Regions from separate parts of the Homo sapiens genome. Here region 2 is linked to region 1. Evidence: read pairs that join two places in POLR2A ChIA-PET (ENCODE). Cell type or tissue: PC-9. All regions are shown on one strand. Each heading gives the region's core, and the rest is flanking DNA. Links, peaks and the distances in the headings are about the cores only.

Region 1 (15,864 bases), core at 2,683-10,682:
GATCATTATACTTCATATGCCTGTTTCAAAATATCACTCTGTGCACCTTAAATACGTATAATTATTATGTGTCAACTAAAATTTTTTTTTAAAAAGGACATCTACAAAAACAAAATGCTACAGCTAACATGCTTAATGATGAAAGATTGAAGCCTTTCTCCCTAGATAGGGGTAGAAACAAGAATGTTTTCTCTCATCACTCTTTTTTTAAAAGCAGGAATAAACAAAATATTAATGATTGTTTAAAGGATAACACTTAAATATTTACAAAGTAAAAATTTAAAATATCTTGACCAGGGTTTTCTATGTATTATGTTACCATCATGACTCTGATTTTACCTTTCCTAGAGCAGTTTCTCAGAAAGAAAGTAAAAGAACTAATAACAGTCTCTGGGGCTTGCATTGCCTGCTCAGGCCTGTTGTCCCCTGGCAGATCAAAGCACTGAAATGAAGAAGCAGTGTCCTCACCCCTCTCTCTCCTCCTCGCCCCTCTCTCTTGCCCCTTTTGTTTTTACTTTGAGTATTTCTGAATAATAAATGCAAAATTAGGGTTGAATATAAACCAAAAGAGCCAGATGACCACCCCAATTCAAGATTGCATTTCATTCCAGGAGACCTGGCACAGAAAGGATTCCCCTTCATCTACAGGGTTACTGCAACAGAAATCAAAGATCATACATGAATATCATTTGTAGGCTCTGAGCAAAGACAAACCTAGTATAAATTCATCTGCAAGTGAGGAGATTTGAACCAGGTGGTCTGTTATGTCCCATCTAGCCTGGCAAGCCAGCGTGAAAGCTCAGATCTTCCACCGTGAAAGGACTTGCCCTCCCCGCTAAGGTGGACGCAGAAAGGAAAGACCATCATACTGTGGCACCAACCTTCTAATATAAAAAAGAACTATGTTGGGGTTAAAGTACATCAATAAAGTACAAATTTTTACCATACTTACAGGACAAATTAATTCTTAATAGTTTGAAATATATGTATACCATAAAACTCTGTCAACCTACATACACCAAAGACTTTCCTGTGGGTATAGAAAATCTGAGTAAGCCAAGCAAATTACTTGAAATCCTGAGAGGCCATACATAATCTTCTGCATCCATTATGCCTCTCTATTATACGTTATTTTCTAGGTCACTTGAACAAGAGCATTTCTTACCTCAGAGGGTCTAAAACACCTTTTTTTTTTTTTTTTGAGACGGAGTCTCACTGTGTTGCCCAGGCTGGAGTGCAGTGGCACCATCTCGGCTCACTGTAAGCTCCGCCTCCCGAGTTCACACCATTCTCCTGCCTCAGCCTCCCGAGTAGCTGGGACTACAGGTGCCCGCCACCATGCCCAGCTAATTTTTTTTGTATTTTTAGTAGAGATGGGGTTTTACTGTGTTAGCCAGGATGGTATCGATCTCCTGACCTCGTGATCCGCCTGCCTCGGCCTCCCAAAGTGCTGGGATTACAGGTGTAAGTCACCATGCCCAGCCCTCTAAAACACCTTTTTTAAAAAACTTATGATTCAAGGATTTGAAATCCTAACGTTACAGGCAAAATCTCATTTTTATAAAATATAAAATGCTGTGTTTCTTTCACACCTAATAGCTTGTCAAGAGAAGTCACTACTAAATTGCATTCCTGCAGCCTTTCCAGGTAGTGGGATACTGCTTGTTTGATCTCCACTGAACCCCGTACAGGAGTGATAAGTTTCACGTCTTGCAATTCTGCCACTCCATTTATTCCAGGGCTGGAGCGATCTGCAATTTGATATCAGGATGATTATCCTGTTATGCCTTCATTATTTGGGGTGTTGCTGTACCTGTTCCTTTTTGTTTGTTTGTTTGGTTTTTTTTTTTTGAGAAGAACAAGACTTTCCAGATTCCATCCTCTTGGCCAGCTCTTCTGCTGATGTCATGTCAGTTTTAGCAACTAAAAAGTCAGAGGTGATTCCTTCCATGGTTTTGTTTGGGTCTTGCAAAATGTTAAGAACAACTTCCTGTAACACTTGTGTTGGTATTGCCTCATTTTTAATGGCCTTTTCATATAGCCCAGTAGCATCATAGGTGCCTTTCTTGGCTAACAACTTTGCTTTGTAGAACCAGAATTTAGCAGTTCTTCAGCCTCAGGAATACTAGACAATATGGCAAATATTTCCTTAAAAACCACACCCCTTTCAATGAGCTGCAGACATTCTGTCAGAGTGTTGTTAGTTTTATGGAGCAGTTGAAGCTGTGCTTTCTTTTCTTCCTCTTTTTTTTCAACGGTCTTCCAGAATATTTATTTTCTCTATTATTTTTCTTTCTGTTTTACGTGTCATAGGAGGCCACTTATAGATTTTCCCCTTAGATTTCTGTCATTCTTCCAGTTGTTTCCTTTGATCCTCTGCTATTGTCTTCTTTTCGGTATTTGGATTCATTTGGGTCCCTTTTGACACTCCTTTTCCTTCATGATTGTGTTACCAGCTTGAGTTTTGGGAGCTCTCTTGTTTAGAAAACAGAAGAGCCTTTTTCAGCTTGGAGACCAATGCCTGTGCTCTATGTTGTAAGCTGTTGTGGCATTTGTCCCCATTAGTTCCATTTGCTCTTACGCCGTGGGTGCTGGGAATGACTGAATTTAAGCTGCCAACTGTCAAACTAGCCTCTGGCTTATAGCTTTTGATTTTTGCAGTGCACACGACCAAGGCCCAAAACAAGGTTGAATGGACTGCTGATCTTGCTTAATGTTTAAATGTCTGTTACTATATCCTCCCTGAAACAAACTGGAGTATGTCCTGGTTTTGGTATGTTTTACTTCCTATTCACTAACTTATACATGCTCTTTAATAATTAACCCTATTAACCTTTGTACCCTCCACCATTAATTTTTTATTTTTGATGCTTGAGTCCTACTAAGGGTCTGAACAAAGAGAGAGGGAACTGTCTTGGGGGCTTTTCTCCCAGTCTTGGAAGATCTTCTTGAGAGAGTTGCTATGACTTTACTGATAGAAGCTTGACTTGTGTTTCTCCAACAAATTGTTTATGAACTCTGTCTTTCAGGGCAGCACTAGTCACTGAATATCTGCCCAAGGCTTGTTGAGGAACCAAATTGCTCTTGGTTCAATTATGAGAGTTATTCTTTAACTTCTTTATAGTACATAATTGAGAGTCTGGCTTCCTCTCAGGGTCTGACAAGGTTTGAGGCAAATTCTCTTCATTAATCTCTTTTAGAAAGCTAACCAAAGATTAATTTTCAATGCGGGCATTTCCTATGGAGTCTGTACACTTAACATTCCTTGATATGTTAACTGCTGCTTTGTAGTCTTCAAATCCTGTGCATTAAGTGACCCCATGGGTTTTCTTGACAGCTTTTCCATGGTGAATGATCCAGCTTTGTGCTGCTGTAAGCTACTGCTGGAGGCTTACAGTTTGGTTAGAAGGAACATATTCAGCCTTTTGCCCAGTTTTAGTGGCTTCAACTTTGGCTTCTGGGACCTTGTAATATTGGCTTGTCTGGCCTGGAGTTTAATGCTGATGGGCCTTATGCTTTAACAGGCAAAACAGCATGATTGATAACATTCTCTTGGATAGATTTGGGCAATTATTTTTGGCTTTTAGATAAAGCTCAGTGTTTGGCACTTGAAGTTCCTTTCGACTTCTAGGTACTCCTGGAGCTTTCTCTGTTGTTCGGTGGCAGCAGTGGTGGTGACAGGCCCTGGCCTCACCATGACTTCTCAGTCACAGTGTTTCTTCCTCTCTCACCACTTTTATTGAGTATAGTACTGGAAGTCCTAGCCAGGGCAATAAGGCTAGAAAAGGAAATAAAAGGCATACATATCAGAAAGAAAGAAATAAAACTATCTCTATTTGTAGATGACATAATAGCCTTTGTAGGAAATTCTACAGAATCTACAGAAGAGACTCTTAGAACTGATAAGTGAGTTCAGAATGGTGACAGACTACGTGATCAACATGCAAAAAGTTAACTTTAATTCTTTTTTTTTAGACATAGTTTCACTCTGTCGCCCAGGCTGGAGTGCAGTGGCATGATCTTGGCTCACCACAACCTCCGACTCCAGAGTTCAAGTGATTCTCCAGCCTCAGCCTCCCAAGTAGCTGGGACTACAGGTGTCCGCCACCATGCCCAGCCAATTTTTGTATTTTTAGCAGAGACAGGATTTCACCATGTTGGCCAGGCTGGTCTCAATCTCCTGACCTCAGGTGATCCACCTGCCTCGGCCTCCCAACATGCTTGGATTACAGGCGTAAGTCACCATGCCTGGCCAAGTTACCTTTAATTCTATATACTAGCAATAAACCCATGAAAACCAAAATTTAAAATATAATACCATTTAATTTGCTCAAAAATGAAATAGCTATAAATTTAACAAAACATATATAAGACTTGTATGCTGAAAACTGCAAACACTGATGAAAGAAATCAAAGAAGATTCAAATAAAGAGGAATGTGTTAGTCAGCATTCTCCAGACAAACAGAACCAATAGGATACATATATCAATAGATGGATGAGATGGGATTTACTATGGGAATTGACTCACGTGATCATGGAGGCCGAGAAGTCCCGCGATATGCTGTCTGCAAGCTGGAGAACCAGAGAAGCTGGTGGAGTGGCTCGTTCTGCATTTGAAGGCCTGAGAACCAGGGGAGATGTTGGCGTATCTGTCAGTCAGAGGCTGAAGGCCTCAGACTCTACAGAGGTAGAGATTGGGACTGGGTAATCTCATAGCACTGGTGTAAGTCTTGGAGTCCAGTGGCCAGATAACCTGGAGTTCTGATATCCAAGGGCAGGAGAAGATTGGTGTCCCAGCTCCTGAAGAAAGAGTGAATTCATCTTTCCTCTGCCTTTTTGTTCTATCCAGGCTCTTAACTGATTGAATGGTGCCCATCTTCATTAGATGAGGGCAGATCTTCCTTACTCAGTCCACTGATTCAGACACTAATCTCTTCCAGAAATACCCTCAGAGACACACCCAGAAATAATGTTTTGCCAGCTATCTGGCTATCCCTTAACCCACTCAAGTTGACACCTAAAGTTAACCATCACAGGGAGACATGCTATATCCATGGACTGTGAGCCTCAGCATAATAAAAATGTCAATTCTATCCAAACTGATATATAGGTTTAACACAATTTCTGTCAGAATTCTAGACATATTTTTGTAAATATATATGACTATTTTTAAATTTATATGAACAAAGGGAAAAAAAGAGAACTGAAAGAGTCAAAACAGAATAAAGTGGAAGGAATCAATATACCTGATTTTAAGACATGATAAAGATGTAGTAATCAAAACTTTGTGATATTGGCAGAGGAACAGACACATAGATCGATGGTACAAAATAGAAAACCTGGAAACAGCCCCGTACAAGTACAGACACTTGATTTTTCAAAGTAGCAAAAGCAATTCAATGGAGGAAGGATTGATTCCACAAGTGAAACAGTCTTTTCAACAAAAGGTGCTGGATATCCATAAACAAAAAATGAACCTCAACCGAAACCTCATACCATACATTATACAAAAATTATCTCAAAATAGATCGTAGGTTCAAAGATAAAACATAAAACTATAAAATGTTTAGGAGAAAATCTTCAGGATCTAAGGCTCGATGGCAGATTCTTAGACCTGACATCAAAAGCATGATCAATTTTAAAAATTGATAAGTTGGATTTCATCAAAATTTAAAACTTTCGCTCTCCAAAATACCATGTTAAGGATGAAAACAAAGCTACTGACCGGGTGAAAATATTTGCAAACCACCCATCTGACAAAGGGTTCAAATCTAGGATATCTCTCTCAAAACTCAACAGTTAAAAACAACAAAACAAGACAAAAACTTCCATTACAAGTGGGTAAAGGTGGGAAAACTCAAACTGTTTTTCCTCTGCACTCATATAGCAACAATCAACACAGAAGACTTCTGTGACCAAATGTGGGAGATTTCTTCTCCACCAACAAGCAAGCAATCAATTCTGCAGCAGACACCAGCTGGGTGTCCTCAATCCAATTCTAATCTGATGCTATCTATCTGGAGGTAACGTCAGACACCACGGGGATGAGCACTCAGTCCCATGGAACTTCTCCCCACTTCCAATGCCAATTGCAAGGAATGTGCTTCTGACTCACTGGCTATGAATCAGAGATCTCACGACCTCTTCCTTGTGTTTAATTAATTTGCTAGAGCGGCCCACAGAACTCAGGGAAACACTTAAGTTTGCCAGTTTATTATAAAGGATATAGATGAAGAGATGCATAGGGAGAGGAATGGGGAAGGGACACGGAGCTTCCATGACGTCCGCAGGTGCAGCACTTTTCAGGAACTTGTATGTGTTCAGCTGTCCAGAAGCTCTCTGAACCCAGTCCTTTTGGGTTTTTACAGAAGCTTCATTATGTAGGCATAATTGATTAAATCGTTTAATCGACTTACTCTTCAGGTGACCAGTCGCCATCCTGAAGCTACGGAGGTGCTCCCAGCCATCAGTCAATTCATTAAGACACAAAAAGACATCTCTTTGGAGAGTCTAAGGATTTTAGGGGTTGTTTGGCAGGAAACAGGGTTGAAGACCAAATATATATTTCACAATATCACAATGGGTGAAAGACATAAAGAGACATTTTATCAACAAGGATATATAGATAGAAAATAAACACATAAAAGATGCTTACATCGCTAACCATCAGGAAAATGCAAATTAAGATCATAATGAGATATTATTACTATGTACCTAATAGAACAGTTATAGTAAAACATAGTGACAATATCAAATGCTGGCTAGGATGCGGGGAAACTGAATATCTAATACATTGAAAATGGGAATGTAAAATAATACACCCACTCTATAAAACTGGTTGTCAACTTCTTAAAAAGAACTAAGCATACACTCACTATACTACATGAACCAGCAATTGCCCTCCCATGCATTTGTCCCAGAAAAATGAAAACTTATGTACACACAAAAAACCGTGCACAAATGTTTGTAGCAGATTTATTTGTAACAGCAAAACACTGGAAACAACCAGTGTAAGACAAACTTGTCTTACAAGTGAATGGCTAAACAAACAGTATGCATCCATACAATAAAATAACACTCAGCAATAAAAAAATAAATTATTTATATATGCAACAACTTGTAAGGATCTCAAAGGCATTATGTTGAGTGAAAAATCAAACTCAAAATGTTACATACTGTATGATCCCATTTATATAACATTGTCAAAATTACAGAGATATAGAAGAGGTTAGCATTTGCCAGAGACTTAGTATGGTGAGGGTGGGTGTCACTATAATGAGGTAGCACCAGGGAGACCTTTATGGTTATGGAATTGTCTGTATTTTGACTATAGTGGTGATTACACAAACATACACAGGAGAGACTGAACATAAGCAAAAGCTAGGAATATTACCAGACCCAGCTGGAAATAATGTTCAGCCGGGTGGGGAGGTTCATGTCTGTAATCCCAGCACTTTGGGAGGCTGAGGTGGGTGGATCAATTGAGGTCAGGAGTTCGAGACCAGCCTGGCCAACATGGTGAAACTCTGTCTCTACTAAAAATACAAAAATTAGCCAGCCGTGGTGGTGCACACCTGTAATTCCAGCTACTAGGGAGGCTGAGGCAGGAGAATTGCTTGAACCCAGGGGGCAGAGATTGCAGTGAGCCAAAATTGCACCATTGCACGCTAGCCTGGGCGACAGAGTGAGACCCCATCTCAAAAAAAAAAAAAAAAAAAGAAAGTAAGAATATTCAAACACTTATTACAATATAGACATCGACTCTTAAATTATCCCAAATTATGATATAATCATATTCAGTTGATGGGGAATAGAAAGTGTTCACGTGTGGCATTAAGTCAGCAATGGTGGAGCATTATATTACCATCTGTAATTGTGGGAAGTCAAAAGTAACGCCTAATACTGAAAAATGAAGAAGTGGCAATATGAACATGTTATATGAGATATGGCAGTAAAAGTCTAAGATAATCTATTAAAAATTGAGAATAGTTGCTTCTGGGAGATAGAATATGGTTGGATGTTAGGGAGACTCCAATTTTTATATGTAAAACTTATATAACTATTTATTTGACTCTTAGTGTGTACATGTAACTTTGAGAAAGATAAACACTAATTTAGATCATTACACGAATGTTATAGGAGTTACACACAAAGGCCAGGTGGGGTGGCTTACACCTGTAATCCCAGCACTTTGGGAGGTGAGGATGGTGGATCACTAGAGGTCAGGAGTTTGAGACCAGCCTGGTCAACACAGTGGAACCCTGTCTCCTGGCATGGTGGCATGCGCCTGTAATCCCAACTACTTGGGAGGCTGAGACAGGAGAATCGCTTGAGCCTGGGAGGCAGAGGTTGCAGTGAGCCAAGATCACACCACTGCACTCCAGCCTGGGCAACAAAGTGAGACTCCATCTTAAAAAAAAAAAAAAAAAAAAAAAAAAAAAAAAAAGTTATATATAAAAAGAATATCCATACTATTAGCACTAGTAAGAGAATTTCATAAGCTTTCCAGCTCTAAGATTGATGTTCAAAACTCAATTGCAATCCTATTCAGTAGTCAACAACCACTGAAAAAAGTAATAATAAATTTTAAAGATTCCATAAACTAGAATATATTAAAGGCGTCTCTAACTAACGATGCAAAAGACCATTATAGAGAAAAAAACTGTAAAATTGTAAACTGAACTTCATAAAAGAAAACCTAAATAAATAGAGGTATACCATGCCCATAAATGGGAAGTCTCAATACTGGAAAAATGTAAATGTCTCCAAAATAATATATGAATTCCATGGAATCAATTAATAAATCTAAAAGGATTTTTCATGAAAGTTGATAAAGTGAGTCTAAAATGCATTTAAGCCAAGAATAGTCACAACAATTTTGGATAAGAAAAGGTGAGATGACTTGCCCAAAAGATATCAAAACTTACTGTGGAGCTATGCTAGGCCAGGCACAAGCATACCTCGGAGATATTGCAGGGGAATGTTGTGGCTAGTTTGATCATCTCTCGAGACCACTAAAATTTTCTCCTTATCAGCAATAAGACTGTGTTGCTTTCTTATCAGTCATGTGCTCACTGGAGTAGTATTTTTAATCTCCTTCAAAAACTTTTCCTTGGCATTCACAGCTGGCTGAGTGTCTGGTGCAAGAAGCCTAGCTTTCAGCCTGTCTCAGCTTTGGGCAAGCCTTTTTTTACTAAGCTTCATCATTTCTAGATTTGATTTAAAGTGAGCGATTTGCAACTCTCGCTTTCACTTGAGCACTTAGAGGCCGTTGCAGGGTTATTAATTGGCCTAATTTCAGGCCAATGCCTCTCCCTGTGCCTCAGGCTAAGTAGGGAGGCCTGAGGAGAGGGAGCAAGACGGGGGAACGGCCAGTAGGTGGAGCAGTCAGAACACACAAGACATTTTCCATCAAGTGTGCTGTTTCATAAGGACACGGTTCGCGGAGCCACAAGACCATTACACTAATCACAGATCCTCAGATCAGATATAATAATTATTAAAATTTGAAATATTGCAAGAATTACCAAAATGTGACAGAGACACGGAGTGGGCACATGCTGTTGGAAACATGGCACCAATAGACTTGCTCAATGCAGGGTTGCCACAAACCGTCAATTTGTGAAAAACGCAGTGTCTGTGAAGTGCAATAAAGTGAAGCACAATTTAATTTGCCTGTATTGACAGAGAGCTAGACAAGTAGATCAGTGGAACACAGAGCTCATCGAAGGAACCACAGATCTATAGACACTCGCTATATAGCAAAGCTGGCAGTGGATATCAGGGGGTGCTGGATAATTAATCCTTCCAGAGAAAAGATAAGATTCCTATCATCTATAAAAAAATAAGATTCCTACCATCTATAATGCATACACACACGTGTGCACACACACCAGCAGAAAAATATAACAAGATGTGATGGTGTGCGCCTGTAATCCCAGCTCTTTGGGAGGCTGAGGCAGGAGAATTACTAGAACCTGGGAGGCGGAGGTTGCAGTGAACCTAGATCGTGCCACTGCACCCCAGCCTGGGCGATGGAGTGAGACTCCGTCTCTGTCTCAGCCAGTGTCCAGAAGAGCTTTTCCCAAGTTTTCTTCTTTTTATAGTTCCAGATCTTACATTTAAGTCTTAAAAAGATAAATTTAATAAAAGTGCACAAGGTTTATATTAAAAACAAAGCTGTTTGTAAATGACATAAAAGACAACATGAAAAAATATAAAAATATACAGTGATCCTGAAAAAGAAGCCCCAATATTTATACCACTGTATGTATAATATAGGAATACTCTGGCTGTGTACATCCAATTCCCTCTCCCAGCCTTTGTGCCATTGTATCAGGTATTATATGATATTAATGCGTTATTATCATAATATCCACACTGCGTTATTATTTTTAGCTTTAAACATTCACTTATCATCTATAGATTTTGTTTAAATGTCTTTTAAATTTATGCATCTATTTACTTTTTCTGTTCTTCATTCTTGTGTATGGATCCAGATTTACATCTGGTGTCATTTTCTTTGTGCCTGAAGGGTGTCCACTAGTATTTCTTATAATTCAAGTCTGCTGGTGATGATTTCTTTTGCTTTTGTTTGATTTTAAAATACATTAATATCGGAATAGAAGAAAGGAAAACTCCTTAACTCTTTAACTTCCTAAAAGGTATCTATTTAAAAAATGCAATAAACATTCAAAAATATTATATATATATGTGTATATATATATATGTGTATATATATATGTGTATATATATATGTGTATATATATGTGTATATATGTGTATATATATGTGTATATAATATGTGTATATATATGTGTATATATATGTGTATATATATGTGTATATATATGTGTATATATATGTGTATACATATATGTGTATATATATGTGTATACATATATGTGTATATATATGTGTATACATATATGTGTATATATATGTGTATATATATATGTGTATATATATGTGTATATATATATGTGTATATATATGTGTGTGTGTATATATATATATATATATATATATATATATATATATATAGCGAGATGAAAGGGATAAATGGAAAGAGTAAAACTTAAGCAACAATTGGAAATTTTTTTTGTGTAACAAAAGCTCCCAAATCATACCAATACTGCAGCTTTGTGCACCAAGCTAGAGGAACAAGGCAGACTCTCCCACACATGCCCAGGGAAACAAATAAAAGAATGTTTGTTGCAAAGTTGTACTAGCAAAACACTGAATGAAGCTTCAAAATCTGTCTTGAGAAGAATTGATAAATTGTGGCATATTCTTACAATAGAAGACCACAGAACAGTGGAAAATTAATAAAATGTAGCTCCATATATCAACAGAAATAAACCTCACAAACTGTGTTAAGCATAAAAAATAAAGTTCCAGATTGCTGTGTACAGTGTCAAAGCATCTATATAATGTTAAAATATGAAAAGTAATACTATACATTGCTTAAGGATTCATACATATGTTATAAAGTTATAAAACCATGCTTGAGAATGATAAATTCAGAACAGTGTTTTGTTTTTTGTTTTTTGTTTTTAAAGAACTGAAGATCATAATGGCAAATGTTACTGTTTTTAAAAGATAGGATGTTAGGTCCATGGGTATTGTTTGTATTTTTTCTGTACATTTCAGAAGAGAAAAATGCTTATGCAACTTCCCAGTGATTTCAAAATATATGTGTGTTAAAATGAAATCATATTTTCAAAAGCCCCGCACAAAAGTAAAAACTGCTCTGAAAATTAAGGATTGTTCATGACCAGGGGCAGAATGGAAACTTCTTTTCTTGAGCAGTTTAATTCTCTTGGTTGGAAGCAGGGCCAATCTGAAGCTCAGTACATCAGGGTCAAGACATCCCTGGAGTCCTCATGAAGAAAACTCGTCCCTGACTCAGCTCCAAAGCTCTGAGGGAAGGAACACCAGGAGGGTGTGCGGAAGGGAGCGTGTCCGCGATGGGGGTGGCAGGGACGGAATAAAGGGGTCTTTAGTGACCTATAAGTCCTTGCAGCCTCTCCCCACTTGAACCCCTTGGAGAGGGCTGGAGGTAATGTATCACAGGGCATGCAGGGGCTGTAGAGAAAAAAAAATCATTCATTCATGTGTTTGTTTATTCATGTATTAATTTCACAAATATTTATTGAGCACCTACTATATGGCAGGTATTCTGCTTAGTCTGGATTCGTGGCACAGATCAGAAATAAAGCCCCTACTCATTACACCCCAATGCCACTTTCTGGGTTCTAAACTCTCTCCCATACCCACATTCATCTTTGCCACTAGTCAGAACCTCCAAGTCCCTTGAATAGGTTCTATTCATTGATTTTAGCAATACTTTCCTTATGCATCCCCAAAATATATCATATGAAAACTGAAACATGTAACAGTGTATTGGGGGACTCTGGAGTTTGGGTCTCAACATTCATACCACTACCACACCTTGGACCCCCTCCTCCCATCTCCAGGGTCCCAAAGAATGGAATTTGAAACCTTTCCACCTCCAGGGCACTACACAATGCACGGATCTGAAAGACTCTAGGAATCGCAAAAAACATTTGGAGAAAATAAAGAGTGTTCCCAACCTTCCCTTGAGGCTGGATCACTCTTGAGGGCCCCAGTGACTTTGTTGGGCTTGCCCTGTAGGCCTCTTGCCAGCCTGTCACCCAGTACCGAAGACTAAAGCCTATCCTATGTTCACCTGTCACAGGTTCCACCTCCTGCAGATGTAGGTCACTGTGAAACTCATCACCAGCAGCACCCTGAGGCCCAGGAGGAAAACCACAAAGACAAGGGCAGGCATCTCTGGGCCTCAATGCCAAAGGATAGAAGGAGCCGTCACGTGGAGGCTCTGTGAGTTTAAAAGCCCTCTCTGAGGTCATGTAGTCAAGAAGTTCTAGAGCTTGCAGGTTGCACCTGATTCTGATTCCAAACCCATGTCTTCTCTCCACATTTAGTCCTCTCTTGGAAATAAGAGTTGACCTTGACCTGTAAGCCTCACCTTGAATTTGGCTCAAATGCTGATTTGAATATCTGACACATAGCAGCCACTGTGCAAGGCTTTAGAGGCACAAACCTAAGTATAATATAATCAGCTCCATGTCCCGAAGGCCTGTGGTCATTTAATATAACTTTGCTACCATCTTAAGAGTTTGGTATCATTAGGACCATTTTCTAGATGAGTAAACTGAGGTTATGGGAAGGTAATGGACTCAGTTGCCTAAGTTTCCAAAGTTGTAACTACTGGAAACTAAATTTTAAAATAATCTTACCTGAATTCAAATAATAGGTATCAATAGCTGACATTTATTATAGACCATACGTAAAGTTTACATGTATTAATTCATTTAATCTTCATAAAGACAATGAATTAGGAACATTTATTAGACACTATCTACAGATGAACAGACTGAAGCACACAGGGGTGAAGTGCCTGTGCAAGAATCAAGTGGAAGAGGCTGTTCTATCATTGGAGCAGACATCATGCAAGCAGGTTTTATGTGCACTCAAGCTCGCCTCCATATAACCGAAACAAATATTTTAAACAAGACAGCCTTGCTGACAACCATCTGAGAAGCACCAGTAGTGAGTGCACTAAGCTGAACTCTCTCTTGGGAATTTTGAAGGAGCTTGAGCCAGGAGATCACTCTTTCCACAGAAATTAAAGAACCTTTCAGGATGGCCAGATTTAAAGGCATCCACTGGCCAGAAACCATTCTGGTTATTTAAGGAATCACAGACTCTCGAGTGGGATAAGACCTCATTGATTATCAAGCTCCCCCTCCTCCCAGTACCTTCTGAAATCCACTCAGGATACAGAAGTGACCCCAGGTGCTCACAGAAGAAGAAGTGAACTTACCTGTGCTCCCAATGGGCTTATAAGCGGTGTGGGCTGCTGTGGACAGTACGAGGTTAGCCCGTTTGGGAGGCTGTCCCTCATGTTCCATCATGCAGGTGAGCACCCGCTCAGGCCCCTGCACTGATGCATTCACCAGCAGCAGCTTTTCCAGGGTGTAGGACCTATCATTATTCTTCTTTAATGTGGGTTGCTCAGTGCCTTTGAGTGTATGGCAGTCCTCTAGCCAGGCAAGGTGCACGTTTTGTGGATAGAATCTCTGCACGAGGCAAGTAACAGCCACCAAGCTGGAGGAGGTGGAAGACTGGGACACTGTCACTGTAGGGGGAACTGACAAAGCCCAGAGAAAGCAAACAATTATTGTGGGAAGCCATCTGTAGGTGCCTGGGAGCTCCCTGAGGATGAAGTCATCTGCCTAGGGCCTAACCAGAGCCTGCCACAGAGGAATACTTTAGGTATTGGTTAACAAATGCACACATAAGGAAATGCATGATTGAATGACAGCGTAAATTCATGAGTGAATGCATGCCTGGATGGATGGATGGATGGATGGATGGATGGATGGATGGATGGATGGATCGATGGATAGATAGATGGATGGGTGGGTGGATGGATGAGCGGATGGATGGATAGATGGATGGATGGGTGGGTGGATGGATGAGTGGATGGATGGATGGGATTGAAGAAAGTCATTTAATCTTTCTTTTCTTTTTCACTTTGGCCATTAAAGATGAAAAGATGAGGTATGAATTCCACTGAAGAAGCTACAAATCATTTAACTTACTCTATGACTAGATAATTTTAAGATTTGAAGATTCATAGACTCTAAGTCTTAGAATCCAAGATGTTAAAATTGTACATAGGAAGGAACTTCAGATTATAGAGATTAAGTAACTTGCCCGAGGGCACAAGTAGCAAAGGTGGGATTACACCAGAGACAGTAGGTTTTACCTTTATGCTATTCTAACACCCAAACTATAAGGCTATAAGCATTTATGATTCCAGGCTTCCAAAATTATGATCTAATGACTTCTAGAATTTTTTCAGCCACATTTTCAGCTATGCAATAGAATGTATTCACAATAAGGAAAACAGGACAAATTTGAAGTCCTATAAAACACTAAATATTTCAATAGACTTCTTATGAACACACAACACGATGCAGCTCTAACACTAAACTGAGGGCTGGGAGATCTGGATTCTGGTCATTGCACTGATACCATAGCCAACTGCGAGACCTGTGCAAGTCACTTTCCCTCTGTTTCTAAGACTCTAAAATCATGAAATTCTCTGAGGTCAGATCAGCTCTCATGGGCCTAGTTAAGAGAGATTTCAGCTCTTGGTCTAGGGTAGAGGAAGCAACTCTTTCTGTAGGGCAATTTGAAGGAGTTACAGGAATCCAATTCCCAAATATTCTTTTCTCATCCTCAACCTACCCAGACTTGTAAAAGTCTATCAATGATGTTGCTAATGGCAGCTGAGGCAGACACCCTCCCTGAGCTTATTACCTGCACTTAGTCTTTCCCTTTCAGCACACAGGGAGAGCACAGGGATCTCACCAAGAAAAGAGCAAAACCTGAGAATGGAAGACTCCGGGTGTTGAAGCCCTGGTAACTGGGGTGGTGCCCGTGGAGAAGAGGGCAGGGTAAGGTGCCCTCCACACAACTGTCATGGGTTCTAGAAGGTGGGAAGGATCAAAAAAAATAAAAAAGGATAAGAGGCTGAGAAGGCCCATTTCAACCGCCAGTGAGTTTTCCTGGCTGTCTGGTGTCCAGGCCAGTGCTGGGAGGACAAAGGCCTGAGCACGGCTGATGACAACTGCTCCCATCCCCTGAAAGTCAATGTTTGAGGCAGTGTGCATGCATTCTCTTATTCAATTCTCACAAAACCAAATAATGTAAACACTGAAGCTACTTGGTGTCAGAAAAAAAAGGTGCCACTTAGAAGCAGCCTATACAAAATCAGGCCTCAATTTCATAGAAATTGTAAAAAAGGA
Region 2 (15,864 bases), core at 2,770-10,769, 110 kb after region 1:
CAATCAATCAATACTTATTGAGCACTTGCTGTGTTTCTGACACTACACTAGATACTGGAGACACAGTATAGAAGACAGACAAGCACCCGTCTCCCAGGGAACTTATGGTCTAGAGAGAGAAGATAGGGCAGGGCCTTGGGGGTCACTCTAAGGACTTTCGCTTTTCCTCTGCACACAATGCGGAGCCACAGGATATTCTGGTGCTTCAACAACAGAAGTTTATTGTCTCACAATTCTGGGGGCTAGAAGTCCAAGATCAAGGTGTTGGCAGGGCTGGTTTCTTCTGAGGCCTCTCTCCTCGGCTTGTAGATGGCTGTTTCTTTCTGTGTCTTTACCTGGTCTTCCCTCTGTGTGTGTCTGCATCCTAATCTCCTCTTCTTATAAAGTTGTCCTTATAAAGGACACCAGTCATACTGAATTAAGATCCACCCTCAATGACCTCATGTAATTAATTACCTTTTTAAAGACCCAATCTCCAAATACAGTCACATGCTAAGGTGTTGGGGGTTGGGGCTTCAACATATGAATTTGGTGCGGGTGGGAGAAGACATAATTCAACTTATATGGCATCTAAAACATTCTGCCTAGGGCTGTCAGGTGTAAGTAAGCTGTGCTTCTCTCTCCACTGCCACCAGAGCCTGGGGCTGCGGTCAGTGGCTTGGGCTGGGCCTTTAGAGCCTGAATAAATCGGTCATCAGATATGAGCTGCCCAGGGAGGGGACATGACCTCAGGCAAGACTGCTCTCCTTAACTGGGCAATCTCCAACAGGGACTTTGCTGCACCACCAATAGCTGGGCAGTAAGTCCTTCTTTCCTGAGGAGAGCTGGGCACCCACCCTGCCCCTTTACTCGCTACATGACCATGGGTAAGCTCCTTGCTTTCTCTGAGCCTCAACTTCCAAAACTGGAAAAAAAATAAAATGACTTGCAGAGGGATGATGATGAGATGGGGTCATTGCTGGTATTTTTATTTAGGCAACAATTTATTTTATTGAGCACCTAGTATGTGCCAGGCATTGTTCTAGGCTCTGGGGATATAGCAGTGAATAACATGGACAAAATCTCAGTTAAAGCTGACGTCATTACAGGGACTGCCAGGCACTAAACAAATAAGCAAGTAAAATACATAGCATGTCAGATGCTGATAAGTGCTGTGAAAAAGTAGCAATTAAACCAAGAAAGGGGAAGCGAGAGTGTGAGAGGCAGGGGTGCGGAAAGGGGGATGTCACAATTTTAAATAAGATGGTCAGGGAAGGCCTGTCTATGAAAAGATTTGGCAAGGTAAGGGGGCCCTCTAGATATCTCCGAGCAGAGCTTTGCAGGCAGAAGGGCCGTGAGCATCCCTGACGTGGTTCCTGAATGCACGGCCTGAGCTCAGTGAGCAAAGGGGACCTAGACTGGACATGAGGTCAGAGGAGTGGCCGGGGTCAGCCAGGGCAGGGCCTGGCAGGCCACTGTCAGAACTTCGGCTTTTCCTCCACATGCAACGTGGAGCCACAGGAGTCTTCTGAGTGCAGGAGGGGGCGTGACCTCACTTTGATTTTACTAACACAGGGTAACCCAGGTGACAAGCTGAGATTGCAGCCGGCTCCCCTGCTCCCACCTTCCAGCCCCGCTGGGCCCCACCTAGTAAGCCCTGCCCAAGCCGCCACCCCCTCTCCACACACACACACACACGCGCTCCATCAGTCCCACGCCTGCTTGTCCGTCAAGTCTCAGTCTAGCCCTCACCTCCTCCTTTGGGAAGCCAGCCCAGAGCCCCTGACCTGCCTCATCCCTCCCTCCCCAGAGAACCAGGAGGCAGTTAGGGGACAGGCCTTGGCAATCAAGCGCCAGATTCAAATCCTCCCTACTTAGAATCTCTGAACCTCAGTTTTCTTCATCTGTAAAATGGAGATAATAATAACAGACCATTAAAAACCCACCCTCAGGTAGTAAGTGAAATCCGAAGGTTCAATTGTATAAACTACACCACAGTACCATCACAGGGTCAATGAACAGCAGCATTATCAGCTGCTCTGTGTTGTCCTGAGAGCAAAGACATAAAGCTCACACCGCCCACCACTACCTGAGAAAGGTCCAATGGTCACAGGGCTTGTTTCCTAACCTCCCCCCAACCCCAGTCAACCCAAGACCACCCACACTTGAGAACAGGGGCTGGACCAAGGCTGGCTGCTCATCACCACCCAAGCTATGTTCACCACGTGACCACAGGGCTGTGGCATGGAGTGATGAGACATCCTTGGGTGTGTGCCTGGCACATTGCATGAGTGTCACCTGCTGCTGCTGCTGCACCCATCACGCCATGTAGGAGGATCTCCTTCCTCTTACGCTGCCTCCAGCCTATGAGAGGATGTAGGTAATGACTATGCTCACAAATATCACAAATGCTCGGTATACAGCAGGGGCTCAATAAATGCTTGTTAGAGGCAACCAGAGCACAGCCAGATGTGTGCGTGTGTATGTGCTGACTGTACCATTTTCCAGATGTGTGTCCCACAGCCCATCACTTTGCCTCTCTGAGCCTCTGTTACCTCATCTGTAAAATGGGAGGACTCATTCTTGCCTGGAAGGGTGAGTGGGGCATCCCCAGGGCTCCTGCGCCCCAGTCACAGGGTGAAGGTATGGCACCAATGTACCCAGAGGATATCTGGCAGGTGCACAGTAGACATAATAGTCCACATAATAGTGACAACCAGAGCCACCGTAGCATCTGGCAGAGCAGACTTGGGAGTGAGCTCTTGTGAGTCACAGGTTGGGGCTTCCCTGTGTAACCTGGTGAGGCTCACAGGAGTCCAATGGCTTAGAGTGGCAGATAGGGCCATGAGTCGGGCCATTGTCTCTGTGTCATCAATGATTCTGTGTTTGGTAGGTTTGCTCTAGACTCAGAGAAGAGCAAGACTCACTGGGAGCCTCTTCCCCTCTGCTAAGTTTTGAATGTATCCCCCAGAGTTCACATATTGGACATGTAATCCCCAGTGCAAGAGTGGTGACATGTAGGACCTTTAAGGAATGATTAATGCCATTATCATGGGAGTGGGTTGGTTATCGTGGGATTGGGTTCTTGGTAAAAGGATGAGCTCAGCACCCTTCCCTCTTGTTCTCTCTTGCACAATCTCTTACCCTTTTGCCTTCCACTATGGGATGATGCAGCCCAAGGGCCCTCTCCAGATGCCAGCTCCATGCTCTTGGACTTCCCAGTCTCTAGAATCATAGCCAGATAAATTTCTATTCATTATAAATTACCCAGTCTGCAGCATCCTGTTATAGCAGCATAACATGGACTAAGACACCATCCTTTGCCCCAGTTCAGGGCAAAGAGGCCTCAAGAAACCCACCATTTGTGAGAAACTTTTATGTGCTTCCTGGACTTTCTAGGTATTTACTGACAGCTAACTGTTACGGAGCACTTCTAGCACTAGGTACTGCTCTGCGCTCTTGTACCGTCTCAGACAAGGCCCCACAGGAACTCCTTGACACAGGTATTGTTATCACCATTTTGCAGGTGAGGCAACTGAGGCACAGAAAGCTTCCCAGAGTCACACAGGTAGGGCGATGGAGAAAAATTTGGAGTCTAAGTCTGAGTCCCTGAGCTTTCTGCTTAGGAGGCAGCCTAGCCTGGTGGTTAAAGCTGTGACCCCTTCCAAAGCCAGGCCACCAGGGGTCAAAGCTAGGCTCTTCCCCTTTGTTCTCCTTGCCTCAGTTTCCTTATCCAGAAAATGGGAGCAATAGGACCTACCTCATCAGACTGCTGTGAGGATTAAGTGAGGGCTGTGTTTACAGTGATAGGCAATCCATAATCCATAAAAGTACACGCTGGTCCTACCAGATTCCTCCTTCTCTTAGCTCAGAGGACTTCTCCCAATGTGTCTCTCTGTCAGTCTTATTTCTCTCTCTTGCTCTTTGCCATCTCTTCTGAGGCATATAAGCTTCTCTTTGTCACTTTCCTCTCTATCTTGGTCCCTTCTGGGTCCTAAATCCTGGCTCTGAGTTTATGTGCTGCATAAACTTCAGCATAGCACAGGGCAACCCTCCTGACTGTGGATACTCTCAAACTTCATAGAAATTTCTCCTGGGGAACTGGCTAAATGCAGAGTCCTGGTTCCACCGGAGAGAATCAGATTCTATAGGTCCAGGATGGGGTGAGAGAATCTGCATTTTAACCACTGTCCTCTCCAAAACCTTTCACCCTGTGACCTCCCAGGCTGGCTCTTGAACTATACTTTGAGAAGCACTGCATTTGCCCTCAGTTTCCTCATCTGTCAATTTGGAGTAAACAGAAACTACCTCCCAAGGTTGTAAAGATGAAATGAAATAATTTGTCTGGAAAGCAAACACCTTTTCTCTGTCTTGGCTTTTGTAAAATTTATTTTGTCTCTGACTTTCCCATTCTCTGTTTCTGGTGTTTTTCCTATTTCATTCTCTGTCCTCTCTCTCCCTACCCTCTACCTGGAAGTGGACCCAACTCCAGAGCTGAAATGGAAAACACTGAACAGGTGTGGCCCTTCTGTAAAGGCTGGAGGCCCCAAGATCATCCAAATGGCCTGTCCAGCTCCTTCCTACTGGCACCCCAGCAGTCCCCAAGACCAAGCATCCCCACCCCTGCAGCCCCCACAGCAGCAAAGCTGGGGAAAGATGGGGATCCATTGTGCAGGAACGGCCTTGCTGCTATGGAAACCAGCACTCAGAAAATGCTCAGAGATGATCCATTCTGGGGAGCGGCCTGGCCTTGGGGGAGGGGGAAAGGCCAAACTCTGCACCTTGGACTTTGCCCTCCCATTACCGGCCATGTGATGCTGGGCAAGTCACTTAACCTCTCTGAACCCTCCTCTCCCTCACCGGGCCCCGAGCAGCAGCCTCCATTATCGGTGGGTGATAACCGCCGCTGATGACTGAACACTGCTCTGCGGCTTTCAAGCCTGAAGACACGCCAAATTGCCATTTGCTTTCATTACTGCGAGCTTGAAATATTCTAGTGCCAGCTTGCTGCATGACCCTGTGCCTCCGAGGGCCACCAAACTATTTCCATGATAGAATTCCCTCTCGCAGAGGTGCAGAGTCCACTCTGAGTCACTCTACAACACACACACACACACACACCACACAAGCACACACACACCGCACACACAGACACTAGCTACTGAGCTAAGTTGCCCATACACTTGCCTCACCCCGGTTGCGCTGCGATTCCTCTTCTAGGAAGGGAAGAAGTGAGCACAATGTCTCCTGATTACTCCATCAGCAGCGCCCAATGCTCTGCAGCTGCAGAACTTATCTCATGGTGCATTTTCCTTCCTCAATGTCTCCCAGGGCACCTCCCCTCCAAGATCCCTCCCACGGTTCCCCATGCCTCCAGGCCTAAGTCTAAGCTCAACAGCCTGACCTTCGAGGCCCTCAGAGCCAACTGCGCCCTTGCTCCACAATGTCACCCCTCTATTTGCGACAGCAGTCCCTGTGAAGGCAGGGATTCTGTTTGCCATTGTAGCTGATGGAACCCCAGTGCCTGGTACATCCTGAGGCCAGGGGAGCAGAGGATAAGGGCATGCATGAGAGGGTGGCTACCACGTGCCACCCACCCCAGGGACATCAAGTAAGACCCTTACCCTCCTTGTGCCTCAGCTTCTCACTCTTCACAACACACAGTAACACACCACACACATATACACTCTGAAACTCACACACACACAGCAACATAAACACACATCCCACACTCCCCCATACACAGACACGCACACCATGGTGTACGAAGAGCATCGGACCCCCTGGCCATCTGGCCGTCCCCTGAACAAGCTGTGCACTTTCCTCCCTCCTTACCTTTGCTCATGCAGTTTCTTCTTCCAAAAACCCACTTCCAACAAGTTCTTCCAGAGCTCTCAGGGATCCTCTGCACGCAACTCCTCCTCAGTAATCAATGTAATTTCTCAGAGAACACGATGACTTGCCCAAGATCACACAAGAAGTGTGTGGCCGCAGAGCCTGTGTCAGAACCCAGGCCTTGGGGTGGGGGGACACTGAGTCCAGCTGCTCTGAAGAGCATCCGAGCATTTATTCAGCCAGCCAGGCGCCTGTTTGTTTGTTTTCCCAACACACACTTATTACGCCCCAGGCAGGCTGCTCAGTGCTGGGGACCCAGCCATGAACAAGGCCAGCACACGCAGCCCAGAGAAGCAGACAGATGCTAAACAAGTAATTACAAGTGTGATGGATGCCACAAAGGAAAAGCAGCAAGGGCCCTGGGAAGAGACAGTGGGGGATGCCAACATCTCCCATTTGTACAAGGTTTGCAGAAACCTTACCGCAGTGGTGGTCCTGCAGCACCTCCCATCAGAATCCCGTTTAAAGCCCCCAGGCATGCAGACCCAGCACTTCTGGGGAGGGCTGTTTCTTCCCAGGGAAGGACACTGTGAGGTTTGAGGACCACAGCTTTAGAGGCCTGGGTGAGGGGGTCTGAAGGTGGTAAATGTTTTCTAAGTATCCACCAGATCTCGGGCTGATTCACTCCTGCCAGGCCACTGAGGTAGGCAGCATTAGGCCCATTTTACAGAGAAGCAAACCAAGGCCTAGAAAACCCCAGTGATTAGTGAGTATAGAAGAGGGATTCGAACCCAGGCCTGTCAGACTCCAGATCTCAGGAAGGTCCTTAAAGATGGCCCGGCTCCTGGGTGCCCAGCACACAACCTTGCCAAATGGGCTTACAGTTAAAAGGGAAACCACTAGCACTCAGAGACCCCAGGTCACGGATTACAAGGTGCCACTTGTGCTTTACAACAGAGCATGTTAGTCACATGGTGCTAAGTGGCTCTGACATCACAGTGGGCATCCAGCCAGGTACCTCCACTGACCAGGTGCATGGCCTCGGGCAAGTTGCTTAACCTCTCTGGGCTCAGTTTCCTGTCTGTAAGATGGGACAATGGTGGTGGGGAGGAGTTTCTCTGCTTAGGCCTCCTTGCCTCCCCTCCCCCTCTCCCTCCGTCTGCTCCAGTCACACCCGCCTCCCAGCCTTTCTCAAACATGTCAGGCCCTGTCCCTGCTCAGCAGCTTTGCACATGCTGTTCCTTCTGCCTGAACACTCTTCCTCCACATAGCTACATATCTCCGCTCATATGTCACCTTTTCAGAGAGACCTTCCCCGACCCCTTGGCAGAAATCACCCCCACACCACCCCTGTGTGTCCACCACCCTGTATCCAGCCCCGTGTCCATCCCCCGTGTCCATCCCCGTGTCCATCCCCCCGTGTCCATCCCCCTGTGTCCATCCCCTGTATCCATCCCCTGTGTCCATCCCCTGTATCCACCCCCCTGTATCCACCCCCCTGTATCCATCCCCCCTGTGTCCATCCCCCTGTGTCCATCCCCGTGTCCATCCCCCCTGTATCCATCCCCCTGTATCCATCCCCACTTTATTTTTCTCCCCCGCACTGTCACAGCTTTGACCCCCACCTCCCCACGTGAGAAAGTAAGTTGCAGGAGGGTAGAGGCTTTGTTTTGTCAGTTGTTTCCCCAGCCAAGGCTCTTGACTAGGGCCAACCAGAGTTAACAAGCATGCAAGGGCTCAATCTAGCCAGGGCTTCTGCATTACCATGGCCTGTGAGGCCCCTGGCAGCCCATTGGAGAGGTCTCTAAGGCATCTGGGAGGCTGGTTCTAAGTATCCCGCCCCTAGCCTGGTACACAGCGGGCATCATCAGAACATGTCTGAGGCTGTGCTGACCTGCTGTCTGAGAGCAGACACTGCCCGGGCTTCCTGGACCACAGCAAAGACGCTGAAGAGAGGGGCAATGAATTCCCCTGGGCCCCCTCCCCAAATGGCCCTGAAACTAGCAGGCAGTGGGAAACCAGCCCCAGGCTTGGCAGGGGCCTGGCAGAGGCTCAGTGCCGAGGGCCAAGGGCCTGCCAACCTCACTCCCCCAAACAGCGACCAATTGTCCCAGCGGCGCCCAAGTTCCCTGAAGACCTCCCAGCAGTCACTCTCTCACAGAGACACCCGCTCTCAAAGGGGCCAGCAGTCTGGCTGCTTCCGGCCACGACCACAACCAAGGAGGCTGGACCAGCATGGTGGTCCCAGCTTCACAGGAGGCCCCGGGACTTCCGAGCCCTGCTGGGAACTTGCAGCCGGGTGCTTGGTGAGGAGCGGGTGAGGACAGATCCCGGGGGTGGGCCAGTCCTCTTGGCATTTGTATGCAGGTGCAGACCCATGAACATGAGCTGGAATCTATCAACAGAAAATAAAACACTCAGGGACAGAAGCCTCAGAAGACAAACTGCTGCGGGGCGAAGGTGGCAGCCACTCCTGCTTGCTGGGTGTGCAACATGTCTCAGGCCCACTCTGGATAGGCATTCATCCAACCCTCAGACAGGGAGATGGGAACTGTGGAACCTCTGTGTCTCAGAAAAGGAAATGAGGGAAGCCATTTGCCCAGAAGAGGGAAGCCGGGATTTGAACCCAGGTCTCCTGGCAAGGCCTTGACCACTATGCTACATCCTAAACCTCCCTTGATGGCGATGAGGAGGGGCTGGTCACCAGGAGTCACGTTCCCATGACAAAGTCTCATTGGTGCCCCCCAGAGCAATGGGTCTGAGCCCTGCTGCAAACCACCTGTGTCAGAATGGGATGCAGGCAGCTTCCTAGAAAGCCCATTCAGACCTGCTGTGGCTACATTTTTCACATGATGCTACTGGATTCTGAAGCGCACACTGGAGTTTAAGAACCACTGGCTTAGAGGCAATTCTGACCTAGACAGAACTAGCGCTTTATTTGTCAGGACGATAGACCTCGAGAAGAGCTGCCTATGTGGGATCTGGAGGTGACAATAAAAACGGCTGTTGATTGGTCACTGAGTATGTGCTCGGTCCTCTTTTAAGTGCTTCATTCTCATTTCATCCTTAGCACAACTCTACAGAAGAAGTAACAGTATTATCTTCCCCATTTTAGAGATGAGAAAACTGAGGCACAGGGAGCTTAAGTCTGTCCTGCCATCCTGTGAGATTCATGTAGTTGTTTGGAGGAGGTCCACCTTCCATCTGGGTGATCCCAGCACCTGCTAGGTGCCCTGTACATGCCTGCGTACATGCCCTGTACATGCCTGCAGCACTGAATATGAACTAGGCCAGGTGTGTTTTGGTGGTGCGGGGGTCCCAGGACAGAGCTTCCCAAGGGGCAAGCTTTGGGAACTCTCCTGACCCAACTGCACCCCCCTACACACATCCACCTTCCTGGGCATACAGTCCTACTTACCCTGGTGTGGCTGAGCAAGGTGCTACCCCCTTCGTCTTCTTTGTCTATAAGTAGAACTCCTACTATGGAGCTATTAGAGAAATCGGGTCTAAATGGAGCCACTCAGACAAAGCCCTTAGGAAGTGGATAGGAGAGGGGTCAAGTTTTAGGATGTGGGTGTGAAACCCACCTGGATCCACCACTTGAGCGCTACACAGACTTGCCTGAGCCTTTCATCCTCACATCTGCCTAGTGAGGATCAGAATTGTATGTAATCACGTGAAGGTGAAATATGCAAACTACCTGTGCACAGTGGGCCTCACTGTACGGTCGCCGGTGAAAAGTACTAAGATTGGTGCCACAACCCCATCAGCACAACACCCCTGACCCCTCCTTCCAGGGCTCGAGCTAGGGGGTTGTCAGTGCCTGGCTGGTGCTCAGGCCTCTTCAGCTGGAGCCTGGAGCTGAAGGCCTGTTTGCTGGGTTACAGGAAGATCTGAGCTGTACAGCTGGTGCTGGCGAGGAAAGGTATTTGCATCAGATAATAGGTAAAGTGTCTTGTTATTCCATTAACTTGTGTAGCAACGACTGCGGCAGAGGGAGGGAGCGTTGGAAAGCCGTAGGGTGGGCAGGGGATGAGCTCACTGACCCACAGCTAAGCCAGGGACTTCCAGGGGGCCCAGCAGCCTCAACAGGAGCTACAGGGGTAGCCTTTGGGCAGAGGGGTATGGGTGAGGCTGCCCCTCGTTCCAGAACCCTAACCTTAAGGTAGGGCCCCAGCTGGGGGCAAAATCGAAAAGTACATCCCAGGCACCACCAGCACCAGTGCCTCCCCCTCCCCCACCCCTAATTGACCTCTGAGTCCCTGGGGCTCAGGGGCTCTGACCATGACCACAGCATGCAGCCTCCTGAACAAAAGCATAGATGCTGGAGCCCCCTGGATGGGGGTTTGAATCCCGACTCCACCCTTCACAAGTTTGGTAAGTTGCACAGGCACCTAGCATTGCTGGGCTTCCTATTAAATGGGATACTACTATTACACTCATCCCTCGAGGCCATGTCATCCCTCCTCTGACAAATCCCATGGAGTCCCTGCCACGTGCTGGTGCCTTCTAGGCACTGGGAACCAGCAGGGAACAACAGGGACTAAGTCTTGTTCTGACGAAATTTGCATTCCAGGTGGGGGAGGGTGCACATAAATAAATAAGAGAAATATGAGAAAGTGATAAGTGCTATAAAACTTGGAAATGGGATAACAAGGGGCCAGATGTAAGGAGGAGCGGTCTTTTAGAGAATGAAGGAAGGATACTCTGGGGGGAGGCATTTGAACTAAGGCGCAGGTGACATCAACAGCCTTGAAGGGCCCCAGGTTGGCCTCAAGGGACACGTTTGAGGAGAGGAAGGAGGCCAGTGTGGCTGAAGCAGAGTGGGCAGCAAAGATGGACAACCTCAGGATGGAGAAGAGTGGGGACTGGCCACGTAGAGCAGCATGGCTGCAGGATTCATTTTGACTGGAAGCACCATGGCAGTCCCTGGAGGTTCAGAGCAGGGGAGGGATGTGATCTGATTTTGATGGTTCAAAGGCCTCCTGGCTGCTGGTAGGGGATGGATTGCAGAGGCCAGGGTGGTGCAGGGGAGCTGAAAAGAGGCTGGTACAGCCATGGGCATGACAGCAGCTGTGGTCTAAGAAGGTAGTGCAGGGGAATGTGGGACGAGACAGTGGACCAGGGCTGGGCTGGGTTTTAAAGATACTGTCACAGGATCTGAGGATGATGAGCAGGAGAGGGAAAGGGAAGGGACAAGGATGGCACAGGTGATTGAGACCATGTATGTTAGCAGAGGGTTTATTGAGCGTGGCCCCTTGCATACAGTAAGTGCTGGTAAACACTGCCCATTGGGAAAGCATAGTGTTCTACACTAAGCACCACCTTCTACAGGAACCAGCCCTGTTGATCAACAGAGCGGCATTTCTGGTCTCAGATTCCTGGATTGCACCAAATGACCTCTGAGGGGATAACAGAGGACTCCACGCAGGAAGGGTTCAGGCAGTCATGTTGCCCAACATGTGCGGTGACAGCATAAACACCAGGGTGACTTGTCCCAGGTCACTGGGCTTGTTAGGGGCAGAGTGGGATCTCTTGACCCTGTAAAATGTCCTCTGGGATCTAAAGTCTGAGATTCCCAGGTGTGAGTCCTTCTCTGGACCTCGGGCTTCGGTAGCAGAGTCCAGCCTCAGAGCCTTTGTGCTTGCTGTTCCCCTTCCTGGAGCCTCCCATGACCTTTGGATGTCACTTGGCCTCTCTGCGCCCTCTCACCCCAGCAGTTCTGCAGAGGTCAGCCTTTAGAACTGACCCACGCCTCCCTGGGCCTGCAGGGTTTCACAGAGCTCGGCAGCAGCTTGGGTTACCCCTAGGGTCAGGTCATCACCATTTGCCTCATCTCCTTCCACAGCCAACTTGGAAGGATTCCCCAGCCTTGTGCCAGGAGAGGCTGGCACGGCTGCCAGAGCCCCACTCCGTGGCGCCATAGGCCCTCACAGGGACTGCCCTGGCTCCTGGTGGCCAAACCACACAGGATAGAACCACCTTTCCTGCTGGGACACAGCCCAGGCGGAATCCCCCTTTCTTTCTCCTGGACCAATCAGATGTGAGTCAGGGACCCTCTCATTAACAAATTTCCTCCCTTCCTCCTCCCCTGTTATGAGGCCAGGAGCGGGCGTCGACCTACATGGAAGGGGAGGAGAGGTGGAACCAGTTGGAGCAAATACCCAACCTGCCTCTTGCCTGGTAAGGTCACCCAGAAGCCTTGAGCCAGCAGCCGTTCCTTCCTCCATCTCCAACGGTCTGGCCTTATGCTAGCCCCCAACTCAGGACACAGACTTTACACTTAACCCCAAAGCAGTCCCTGCCTCACTTGGGGCCAAGTTCAGACAAGAGGCAATCAGGGACTTAACTGGCTGCCAGAGAAGGCCACCCGCCTGGTTATTAAATATTAAGTGGCAAGAGCCTGAGAATGTATAATTGCAAATGAGACTCTGAGGCAGATGTTGCCAACAGCTTGGACCGGTGCATGCAGTTGGGACCAACAGGGGATTTCAAGTCACCAAGCCAGGCTGCTGGCAAGGGCCCCACATTTGCTGGGCACCTGCTGGGTACCAGGCCCTGAACTGGATGCTACGTGTAAAAAGATTAACCAGACACGACTCCAGCTTCAAGAGGTTCCCTGTCCGCTGAAGAAGTAAGCAAGGGCTCACAACCACAGGTAATCTCGGGCGTGGTGCGGGCCCCAGGGAAATATCTAGAAGGGGTTGGAGAATTGAGGCTTCAGAGTGGAAATGAGCTGACTTTGAACTGTACATTCAGTCAGTCATTTAACAAACATTGGTTCAATACCTAATGTGTGCCAAATGTTGTAGATTCAGGGAAATAAAGTATTAAATAAACCAAACTCTCTCATGGTGCTTACAATTGAGTGAGAGCTTGTATTCCAAGGATGAACAAGGTTTGCACCAAGAAGAAGAGATAAAGAAGAGAGCGAGCCTGTGCAAACATTCAGAGGCATGAAGTCAAGTAGCTTCAAGGTGAATAGGGAGTTCACTGCGGCTGGACATGTGTGAAAGGGAGGGAGTGAGGCAGGGAGCAAGGGAGGGAGGGAGGGAGGGATGGGATGGCTAGTAGCCAGAGCCTGAAAAGCTGCCACATTAAAGAGTATAGGTGAGTCCTGGAGGGTTTCAAAGTACAGTGCAATGCCCTCCCTCAGGGATAGTCCATGGCTCCCAGGATTCCTGAGATAGGACACAGTCTACTCTCTTTTTTTTTTTTTTTTTTTTTTGAGATGAAGTCTCGCTCTTGTCCCCCAGGCTGGAGTGCAATAGCGTGATCTTGGCTCACTGCAACCTCTGCCTCCCGGGTTCAAGCGATTCTCCTGCCTCAGCCTCCTGATTAGCTGGGATTATAGGATTACAGGTATGCGCCACCAAGCCCAGCTAATTTTTGTATTTTTAGTAGAGACAGGGTTTCACCATGTTGGCCAGGCTGGTCTTGAACTCCTGACCTCAGGTGATCCACCCACTTGGGCCTCCCAAAGTGCTGGGATTACAGGCGTGAGCCACCGTGCCCGACCGGATATAGTCTACTCTTTTAAGCAGTAAGAGGAAGCAATAAGAGGAAGAAGACACCCCACTGAATATCCTGGGGCATGAGTGTGGTTGCCTGGTTAGCTACCCACCCCCACCCCAGGCTAGGTTACTGAGACTCCACCGAGGGAGGATCTCAGAGAAACAGAGCCCTGCCCCTTTACTCTCCCCACACCTGCAGCCTGTGTCAGCTCCTGAACTGCTAAGAACATATCCTAGGAACATAGGTGCCTTTGTCTTCGCCAGGAACTCAGTCCCTGTGGCAGGTGGCGGTGGGGAGAGTAATATGAGACCCCAGACCCTTCAGGCAACAAGTCCTTGTCCAGCAAGAGAGCCAGGGAAGATTCCAGTGCAACACTTCCAAGAATGTCCTCACTGGCTGGACCTCTGTCTCCACTGCCCTGCCCGGAGCCAGGGTGGGGTGGACTGGATGAACTTTCAAGGTCATTTTCTGGCCATGATTCTATACAAAGAGAAGGGGGACAAGAAGAACTGCATGTGCATGTGAAGATGCTAAAATCCCAGGAGGATTAGGGTCCTTGAAGAGGTTCTACGCGTCTAGAGTTGCATTCGGCTGAGATTCTAGAATTCTATAGTTCGACAATTCCAAGATTTTAGAATCCTGTGATTCTAAGACTCTTACTTGATTAGGGGAAGGAAGACATCGTAGTCATCACATCCCCTTAATAAAATTCACGCCTCTGGGAAGAACCCCACACCCGTAACTCCAAAGCCAAGCAGGCTTGTTTTCCCCCTTTCTGCCTTTAAATTGTCTTTTCACTCTTTGGTGTCTGCTCATCTGCACACCCCCCTCCACAGTCCCTCCTCCAAGCCTGGCAGCCACACATTTGCCATCTACATATAACCCAGTGATTAGCACAGCAGAACAGAGAGGAGGGTGTGGAAGCCATGCTGCCTGCCAGTCGGACGGCCTTAAGTCGACCAGGCTGCAGCGAATCACCTCAGCTCCCTGAAAGGGCTGAGCAGGGAAGGGAAACGCACTCCTGCAGATTCAGACACACACACAGAGACACACAAAGGAGGGCCCCAGGCACACAGACACACAAAGAAACAGAGATGTGCACGCACACACAGACAGTGCAAACAGCACACGCCCACATGCGTACAGCACTCACACACATGCAAACAAACCAGAGACAGACACACAACCCCACAGTGACATACACCTGGACACGCAGGCATGCAGAAAAACAGAGAAAGACATGCACAGCACACGTGGATATTTGCGGTGCAACATAGACATACACACACACTCATATATAGCCACACAGCAAAACACACAATGCATGCATACACACTCAAATGTACAAACCCATGCAAATAAATCCAAACGAATAGATACGGATCCAGAGTTACACAGATCAACACACTCCCAGGGGGACAACAGCACTCAGCTGTTAACATACCTCCAAATGAGAGTTGTCAGAATCCCCCTTCTCATCCCCATCTCCCACTCCCTCTCATTCATGGGACATTATTTAGGCCCACTCTGCACACAACCTGGCACTGGGCCCCTGGGAGATCCCAGGGCTCTGACACAGTGGAGTAAGGGGAGGAGCAGTTCAGTCAGCCCCCGGGAACTCAGAGGCAGCTAGAATACAGATAGGCACTGGGTTCAGGAAACCATTCCCAGAGCTGTACAAAATGGATTGCCTGGAAAGGTAGTGAGCTCCCCACCCCTGGAGGCAATCTAGTGCAACCAAGGGTTTTGGGCATCAGATGGGAGAGTGGGTGCCAGGGGAATTGAAGGCCTTTAAAATCTATTCCAGCCCTGAGAGTCTATTTCTATCAATTCCACTGGGCTTCAAAACAGTGGTCTTCAAAATTTTTTGTATCATATTCCCTATCAGTAAAAACATTTAAAACATGTATTCCTCAATGTATGTACATTTGATACTTTTTACAAATTTTTGTATATTTCTTTGTTATGTACTTCATAGAACACATACACAAAATAGAAAAATTTGAAAAATGAGATAAAGGTACATAGATCACTACTTTAAAGGACAGGTGAAACTGAAGGGAAAGTGATATAACATTTATGAAGTCCCTCCTGTGTGCCAGACTTTTGATATATATTATGCCTTTGAATCTTCAAATAGCTCTGTAAAGAAGCTGTCATGAGTTTTCCATTTTGCAGATGAGAAACTAAATGGCAAGACAAATAAAATCATTTCCCCACAGTCTTGCCACCTGTAGCTGCCACGGCTGGAATCTGGACCCAAGTAAGCTGGCTCCGGAGCCCACTGCCCACCCTGACCACTCCTATGTCATACAGGAAGCATGGAGCTGGGGAAAGACCCATTTGGTTTTTGGGGGCAACAGGCTGAGTGGAGGGGCTGCACGATTTGTCAAGAGCCCTGAATGACGGCCTTGAAGCCAAGCAGCAGGTATGATTCTCAAACCACAGGCACAGTTGGGCCAGATGTGGCCATTTCTTTCCTTTAAATCTTCACTGCTCAGAGTGCAGTCCAGGGACCAGCAGCTTCAACCTCAC

What was found. ChIA-PET counts read pairs that join two places held together with the same protein. Peaks named below come from ENCODE experiments on the same cell type or tissue, not always from the same donor. Only the 100,000 strongest peaks of a DNase experiment are listed, where the experiment ranks them.
Region 2: POLR2A ChIA-PET joins it to region 1 with 31 read pairs; 3 of 35 experiments call an interaction of 5 or more read pairs at or near these places.

The regions. Positions count from the first base shown.
Region 1 is chr20:1,755,244-1,771,107 of GRCh38, forward strand. It overlaps the pseudogene CKAP2LP1. Among named protein-coding and RNA genes, the nearest start is that of SIRPG, 110 kb to the left of the region's middle. In PC-9, for the core only: CTCF peaks have their summits at 9,366 (motif pointing right) and 9,571; DNase peaks (open chromatin) are centred at 6,108 and 9,358; H3K27ac peaks cover 4,340 bases.
Region 2 is chr20:1,869,844-1,885,707 of GRCh38, forward strand. LOC124904857 (a long non-coding RNA gene) reads right to left here and starts at 6,019. Exons shown (of 3, transcript XR_007067496.1): 1 at 5,815-6,019; 2 at 3,124-3,204; 3 at 948-2,343. RefSeq lists enhancers at 1,025-1,184, 6,098-6,597, 9,332-9,833. In PC-9, for the core only: no CTCF peak of the experiment used is centred there; a DNase peak (open chromatin) is centred at 6,848.